Linked DNA regions of Homo sapiens: region 1 is linked to region 2. Evidence: read pairs that join two places in POLR2A ChIA-PET (ENCODE). Cell type or tissue: Caco-2. All regions are shown on one strand. Region 1 overlaps WIZ (WIZ zinc finger). Region 2 overlaps NOTCH3 (notch receptor 3).

Region 1 (4,000 bases), 270 kb after region 2:
CTAGCTTCATTTCAACTTCTTAACAGCCATACATGACCAATGGTGTCCCTGTAAGACGTGCAGATATCTAGAGAATATTTCCAGCCATCATCTCAGAAAGTTCTATACAACAATGCTTCTCAAGATAGAAGATGTCATTAACAGCAAAGAATCTGGGGCCCAGCTGCCTGGGTTTTAAATCCCTGTTTCACCCTTTCCAGCTGTGTGACCTCAGGCAGGTTAATTAAACTCTGTGCCTCAGTTTCCTCATCTGTAAAGTGGAAGAAATAATAACACCTGCCTTATAGGATTGTTGTGAGGATGTAAATGAGTTCATGTTTGTAAAGTGCTTAGAACGATGCCTGGCTCCCAGTAAAAGCTCAGTAAGCATTTGTCAAAGTCACTGGCAGGAAAGATAGTGAAAAACTGGATCCAGAAAGAGACCTGGCCCAGATCCTGAGTGAAACAGAAAGGACACCTAAATAGCAGGGTGGTTGTAAGGAAAGTCATCAACATACTTTGTAAAGTGACTCAAAATGCTTCCAGGAAAGCTGAGCGGCTGCCCCTCCAGCCCCGCCCCTCCAATGCTCTGGGCCCCTGGGAAGGATGGGGCTCCAGCACAGCCCGTCCCCTCCCCTTACCATCTCCATAGGCTGGCCCAGGGTCCTCAGCCCAGGTGGGTGGAAAGGGCACCGTGAGAGGTAAGCGGGGCCGACGGGAGGTCAGGAAGCTGCCAGGCGGACCCCCAGGCTCTCGGCCCAGGGGGCTGGGGGGCTGCTCAGCAGCAGAGGTGGCCAGCAGCTCCTGCAGGATGTTGATGGGTGAGACAGTGAGCTCCCAGTTGGTGATACCGAAGTCACGTAGGTGGGCCCGGGCGTGGCTGGAGAGGCCGGCCCGTGTGTCGAAGCCAGCCCCGCAGAAGTCACAGCGCATCAGGCTGAAGGTGCCTGGGTCAAAGTTGGCCACTGTGGAGAGAGGACAGGACTGCCTGAGGTGGAGAGGGGGCTACTCCCCAGCCCCAACCCCTCCCCATATTCAGGGCTTCACCCTGGACTGCCTTTCTTCCCCGTGGCTGTCCCTTTTGCTCCTGCCTGCTCCTCAGCTCTCAGCTCGTGCATCCTCCCACCCCATTCCAGGAAGCCTGACCCTCCCAGATACCCCCTTCCCACATCTGGCAACGTCAAGGAGGGACCTCTTCTGCAAAAACCCTTCTCCAGGGCCAGGTGTGGTGGCTCACGCCTGTAATCCCAGCTCTTTGGGAGGCCAAGCGGGAAGATCTCTTGAGCCCAGGAGTTTGACACCAGTCTGGGCAACATAGTGAGACCCCATCTCTATAAAAAAATTAGCTGGGCATAGTGGTGCGTGCCTGTAGTCCCAGCTACTTGGGAGGCTAAGGTGGGAGGATTGCTTGAGCTTAGGAGTTTGAGGCTGCAGTGAGCTATAATTGCCCCATGGCACTCCAGCCTGGGCAACAGAGCAAGACCCTGTCTCTTAAAAAGAGAAAGAAAGAAAAAGAAATGCTTCTCCAGTTGTGGACCTGCCATCATCTATGAGAGTATTTGATTAATAGCCTTCTCGTGACTATTTTTACTCATGATCACGCAAGTGCTGTAAATTAAATATTTGTTGGATGAAGAAATGGACAAATGGATGTAATGCCCTCTGCTGGGAGCCTTCTCTGAGCCCTGCAACTGGAGTTAGGGACTTTGTCTCAGCTTCCCCAGCCTCCTGGTTCTCCCAGCTTTCCCCGCATCTCAGCCCTGCTCACTCGGTGTCGTCACTGCCTGGTTTCCTGGTTGTCACCCCTTGCCCCCAACCCCTAGTGCGTAGACACACACACACACACACGCACACACACACACTCAAACACCATACTGGCACCTCCCCAAGTGGGCTTTGTGTCTGCCAATGTCAGAACCACCCAGGGTGCTCCTGTTGGAAACAGACTTCTGGAATCAGAGCCTTGTACTGTGGGAACTGACAAACCTTACAGGCAGCCCCAGGGGGTTCTGAAGCTGGCCAGTGTGGGGTGGAGGGGGTCCCACCACTCCTGGACTGGGCCATGAACTCCAAGAGTCCAAGAACTGCTATTCTGTCCACTGCTGTGTCCCCAGGTCCCCAGAACAGAGGGGAACCTTGCTCAGTAAATATTTGTTGAATGGAGGAATGAATGAAATTCTCTGCCTGAGGCTGACTCTTCTACCCACACTCCTTCCTCCAGTGGCTGGAATGGCCAGGGGACTGGGGCGTCTCCACACATCCACCGACCAGGTGGCCTTCACTGTGGCTCTCAAGTCTCTCAGGAGCAGAGGCCCCAGTGTCCCCCTGCTTGGCGCTAAGGGAGAGAATTTAGATCAACGGTGGGTTGCCCAGCCATGTGTCTCCTGGGCCTTTAAAAGTGAAGCTGCCCTACCTTTTTTCTTCTTCTTCTGGAAGGAGAACCTGCGCTCAATGGCCTTCACCTCCTCAGCGGAGATGAAATGGCGCACATTGTAGCTGACGCCCACGCGGTTCAGGTGGCCCCGGACGTGGTTGGCCAAGCCGATGCCGTTGTGGAAGCGATCGGGGCAGTAGGGGCATTTCCGCTCCTCGTGCTTCAGTGCCATGGCCGGATCCCCATCCAGGAGTGTGTCCAGCCCCAGCGGGCCGCCCAGCGGCGCGTCCAGGAGCAGGAAGTCCAGGGGGTGGGCGCCTGCCAGCCCCAGCTCCTCGGGCTGCAACCTTGGGGGCACCCTGGCTGCCGCCATGACCTGCGGCCCCAGCTTCGCCACGAGCACAATGGGTACCATCCCTCGGAGCTGCTGCTGCTGCCCCTGGGTGGCCTCTACTGCCTGCAGGGCCTCTCGGAATGCCTGCTTCAGCTCCAGGGCCGCCTGCGGGATGAGGCTGGGGGTGGCTAGGGGTGAAAAGACCCCATTTTCAGGGGAAAAATCCATCTCGGAGGTCAGCACTACATCCTCCTCCTCCTCCTCCTCCTCCTCCTCTTCGCTCCAAGGGCGCCTCCGTTCCCCCAGCCCTTGTGGGTGGACGGTGCTTTTGTTTCTCCCGAGCTGTAAGGAGTAGGGGGTGGATGCTAGTGTGGAGGGAAAGGCCAGCCTTCCGAGAGGCCTCTGGCCCGTGCCATGCAGGAGTGGCTTTGACAGCGGGAAATCTCTGATGCTCAGCTGCTGGCATCCTGGGCCAAAGGCCAGGCTGGGGTCGTATCCAGCAGGGTTCTCCCGCCACATGGGGGCCAAGGACGGCTCAGCTTTGCCAAAGTAGTCCACAGCAGTGTCAGGGAAGCAGGCGTGAGCATCCTGGCTAGTGCCTGGCTGGCTGGCAGGGTCTTCCTCATAAGCCTCGCCATCCTCCTCCCAGTGGGGATGGGCATGCACCAGCCTCACGTGCTCCCTGAGCAGGCTCTCGCTGGGCGCGGGGAAACCACAGAAGACACAGGCGCTGAGGCCAACGGCAGCTCCGTAGGGCTGATAGAGGAGGGCGCTGGCCTCAGGGCTGGGGCTGCCAGCCCCGCTGCTGCCTCCAAAAGGCTCTTTGGTGGTCTGGCCTGGGGGCTCACGCATGTGCAGCTTGGCATGCTGCACATAGGCCCTGGATGAATTGGTGCCAAAGACACACTTAGGGCACTGCAGCCGTGCCTCCCGGCCCTCGTCTCCTGGAACTTGCTTCAGCTTTTGGATCTCCTCAATGATCTTCTCCCGGGAGGCCTGATGCAGCTGCCGGTGCTGCTCCAGGGCAGTGGGGTCAGCAAAGGCCCAGCCACACTCCCCGCAGGCCAGCGGGGCCAGGTCCGCAGGGGGCTCCTGGCCCGGGGCTCGGCGGTGCTGGCTCATGTGCTCCAGGAGGTGCTCCTTCTGCTTGAAGTAGATGCTGCACTCGATGCATGGGAACACGGCCGGCTCCTCGTCCTCGTCCTCATCTGGGCTGGCCACCCCTTCGGCCACCTCCTCCAGCAGCTCACACAGGTAGGGCCCGGTCCGGATCGGGGGCAGTAGCGGCTGCAGCCGCTCCACAGAAGCCTCCG
Region 2 (4,000 bases):
TTGTTCACAGCCGCAGCCCAGTGTAAGGCTGATTTCCCTGGAGGATGAAGGGGAGAGAGGTCAGGACCAGGCACCTGTCCTGGGGCCCCCATGTCAGGGAGGCAGAAATTGTCTAGAATGTGGCCTAGGGGTAGAGGAGGCAGGCCTGCCGTGAATATCCAAGTACTTGTGTCTGGATCCATGTGTGTGCAAATCTGCAAAATGACTCTGTGCAATGGGGAAGCACTTTGTGTCTGTGTGTGTGTGTTTGTGTGTGTGTGTGTGTGTGCGTGCATGTGCATGACTGTTTATACACAGGGGGTGCTGTGTGGACCTCCTTCAGTTGAACCTAGGGTTGTGACATCCAATACAGTAGTCAGTCACATGTGGTTTTTATTTATCCATTTATTTATTTTTGAGGTAGTGTCTTGTTCTGTCACCCAGGCTGGAGTCCATTGGCACAATCTCAGTTCACTGCAACCTCTACCTGCTGGGCTCAGGCGATTTTCCTGCCTCAGCCTCCCTAGTAGCTGGGACTACAGGCATGTACCACCATGCCCAGCTGATTTTTTGTATTTTTGATAGAGATAGAGTTCCACTATGTTGCCCAAACTGGTCTCAAACTCCTAAGCTCAAGTGATCCACCAGCCTTGGCCTCCCAAAGTGTTGGGATTACAGGCATGAGCCACCGTGCCCAACCTACATGTGGTTCTTTAGATTTAAATTTAATAAAATAGGTGCCAGGACCATTCAATGGGGAAAGAATGGTCTTCTCAACTAATGGTGCTGGAACAACTGAATATTCACATTCAAAGAATGAAGTTGGACCCCTACCTCACACTTTATACAAACACTAACTCAAAATGGATCAGAAACCTAAATATATGAGCTCCAACTATAGAACTAAACATCTAGAAGAAAACATAAGAGTAAATCTTCATGACCTTGAATTAGGCCAAGATTCTTAGATGTGACACCAAAACCACAAATAACAATAACAACTACAAAACAGATAAATTGGACATGATCAAAATTGAAACTTTTGGCCAGGCACAGTGGCTCACGCCTATAATCTCAACAATTTGGGAGGCCAAGGTGGGAGTATTGCTTAAGGCCAGGAGTTTGAGATCAGCCTGGGCAACAAAGTGAGACCCCATTTCCACAAAAAATTTAAGAATTACCCAGGTATGCTGGCACACACCTGTAATACCAGCTATTCAGGAGGGTGGGATGGGAGGATCACTTGAGCCTGGGAGTTTGAGGCTGCAGAGAGCCGTAATCATGCCACTGCACTCCAGCCTGAGTGACAGAGTGATACCCTATGTCTAAAAATAAAAGAAAAAAAAAGTGGTCCATCGACACAATGGATTATTATTCAGCTGAACTATGCTACAACATGGGTGAACCTTGAGAACATAATGCTAACTGAAAAAAAGGCAGACAAAAAAGACCACGTATCATATGATTACATTTATATGAAATGTCCAGAACAGGCAAATCCATGAAGACAAAAAGCAAATCAGTGGTTGCACAGGGCTGGACAGATGAGGGGCTTGGCAGATGATGGCCAAGTGGTGAGAATTTATTTTTCAGGTGATGAAATGTTCTAAAATTGATTGTGGTAATAGTTGTATGACTCTGATTATACTAAGAGCCATTGAATTGTACACTTTAAATGGGTGAATTGTATGGCATGTTAATTATATCTCAATAAAGCAGTTTTTTGTTTTTTGTTTTTTGTTTTTAAAAAAAAGGATGGACTCAGTGGCTCATGCCTATAACCCCAGCACTTTGGGAGGCCAAGGCAGGTGGATCACCTGAGGTCAGGAGTTTGAGGCCAGCCTGGCCAACATTGCGAAACCCCGTCTCTACTAAAAATACAAAAAAATAGCCAGGCATGGTGATGGGCACCTTTAGTCCCAGACACTTGGGAGGCTGAGACAGGAGAATCACTGGAACCTGGGTAGTGGAGGTTGCAGTGAGCCAAGATCACACCATTGCACTCCAGCCTGGGTGACAAGAGTGAGACTCTGTCTCAAAAAAAAAAATTAAAAAAAGGGCAACATAAGGAGAAAAAAATTAAATGAACTAAAACATTTACTTCTTCATTTGCCTCAGTCACATTTCAAGTCACTATATGTGGCCAGTGGCTACTATACTGGACAGTGCAGAGAATAATTCCATCATCACAGAAAGTCCTATTGGCCAGCCCTGCCCTAGAACTGTGGCTCTCAACTAGGAGAAACTCCCTGCCCCCAGCCCCCAGAGCATTTGGCAACGTCTGGAGACTGTTTTTTTTTTTTGAGATGGAGTCTGTCCCCCAGGCTGGAGTGCAGGGGCACAATCACGGCTCACAGACTCAACCTCCTGGGCTCAAACGACCCTCCCACCTCAGTTTCTGGAGTAGCTAGGGCCACAGGTATGCACCACCGCACATGGCTAATCTTTCAAAAAACTTTTGTAGAACCCACTATGTTGCCCAGTCTGGTCTCAAACTCCTGGCCTCAAGTCATCCTCCTGCCTCAGCCTCCCAAAGTGTTGGGATCACAGGCATGAGCCACCACACATGGCCTGATGTGTACGTTTATTATAATAACTTCCAGCAGGTGGAAGTACAGTGTGTCCGTCTAACAAAGCAGGTGGAAATGAAGTATCTAGGGGAAAGGCACCTTTTTCTAAATCCCTGAGGCACCCTAAGGACTAGTGGTGACCCTGCATGACCCTGCAGGCTTCATGAAGCCTGGTTATGTGTGCGTGAGCTTCAGTGATTGGGTCTCAACATGGGTATGAATTTGCACCAACATGACCCTCAGGGCCCAGGTGACACCAACCCAGCTTAGACTTGATTCCTCTGCCAACCTACCAAGCTCATCCACAGCATTGACATCAGCATGGCTGGCGATGAGCTCTTCCACCATGCCCTCTACTGCCAGGCGGGCCGCCAGGATCAGTGCCGTTGAGCCATCTGCCATGCGGGCATCCAAGTCTGTAGAGCGGTTTCGGATGAGAATCTAGGACAGAGAGTGGATGCAGCAGGAGGGGTCATGGCAGGAACAGAGGAATCAGGAGCACCCCTAAGTCCCATGAAGTCCCCAACCCCCATACCCCAACCCCTGAAATTGGTGAGGTTCAGGGAGCAGCTGCTTGACAGATACTGTATTCCCATATATCCCCATTTTCCAAATGAGAAAAAATGAGTCTGAAAGGCAGAACTGGGGCTCAAACCCAGGTAAGTCTAATGCCTGCCCCAGCTCTGAGGTCCAAAGTGTGTGCCTATCTCACCTGGAAGACACCCTGGGCATCGGCTGTGACAGCTGTGTGCAGGGGAGTGCGGCCTGAGTGGTCCTGGGCATTGGTGTCTGCCCCAGCATCCAGCAGCCGCTTGGCTGCATCAGCACGGGCATAACGGGCAGCCAGGTGCAAAGCAGTCTCGCCAGTACGGTCAGTCCGTGCCCCAAGCTGAGCCCCCTGGCAGATCAGGTCGGAGATGATGCTAGCTGATGTGTCATCTGCCTCATCCTCTTCAGTTGGCATTGGCTCCAGAGCCCCCCCACAGAAGGAAGCCAGCATTAGCGGGGTGAAGCCATCTGCAGGGACAGGAGTGTGTCAGCAGGAAGGTAAACACAGGGCCTTTTCCAGGAAATGTTATCAAGGGTACCCCATTAGGAGCTAATGGGACACATGGAAAAATGACAATTAGCAGATCCTCCTGTCTGCACACCCACACCCAGAATGAGGATTCGTGGGCACGTGATTTGTCACAGAACTACTCCTAGGGCACAGGGAACACAGGACAAGGGACTCTGGGAGTCAAGCAAGTGTGCAACCTCCAGTAAATTCCCAAAGGGTTATTCCACCTTGATCCTCCAAAGGGACTCTGGAACATGTGTTGTACCCCAGAGTTCTAATCCAACTCAAGGCAAAGAAACCATCCCCTTCATACTCCTGCACCCACTGGTTAGGAGCTGCCCCTTTCTGCCAATTCATTTGAGTGTTTTAAAAGGGGGGGGGAAAAAAAGAG

What was found. ChIA-PET counts read pairs that join two places held together with the same protein. Peaks named below come from ENCODE experiments on the same cell type or tissue, not always from the same donor. Only the 100,000 strongest peaks of a DNase experiment are listed, where the experiment ranks them.
Region 1: POLR2A ChIA-PET joins it to region 2 with 6 read pairs; 2 of 35 experiments call an interaction of 5 or more read pairs at or near these places.

The regions. Positions count from the first base shown.
Region 1 is chr19:15,436,186-15,440,185 of GRCh38, forward strand. WIZ (WIZ zinc finger) reads right to left here. Exons shown (of 13, transcript NM_001371589.1): 4 at 2,393-4,000; 5 at 621-944. Among named protein-coding and RNA genes, the nearest start is that of MIR1470, 11 kb to the right of the region's middle. In Caco-2, no CTCF peak of the experiment used is centred here; DNase peaks (open chromatin) are centred at 1,786 and 2,197.
Region 2 is chr19:15,162,526-15,166,525 of GRCh38, forward strand. It overlaps NOTCH3 (notch receptor 3), which reads right to left. Exons shown (of 33, transcript NM_000435.3): 30 at 3,262-3,566; 31 at 2,843-2,990; 32 at 1-37. Among named protein-coding and RNA genes, the nearest start is that of MIR6795, 15 kb to the right of the region's middle. In Caco-2, no CTCF peak of the experiment used is centred here; no DNase peak of the experiment used is centred here.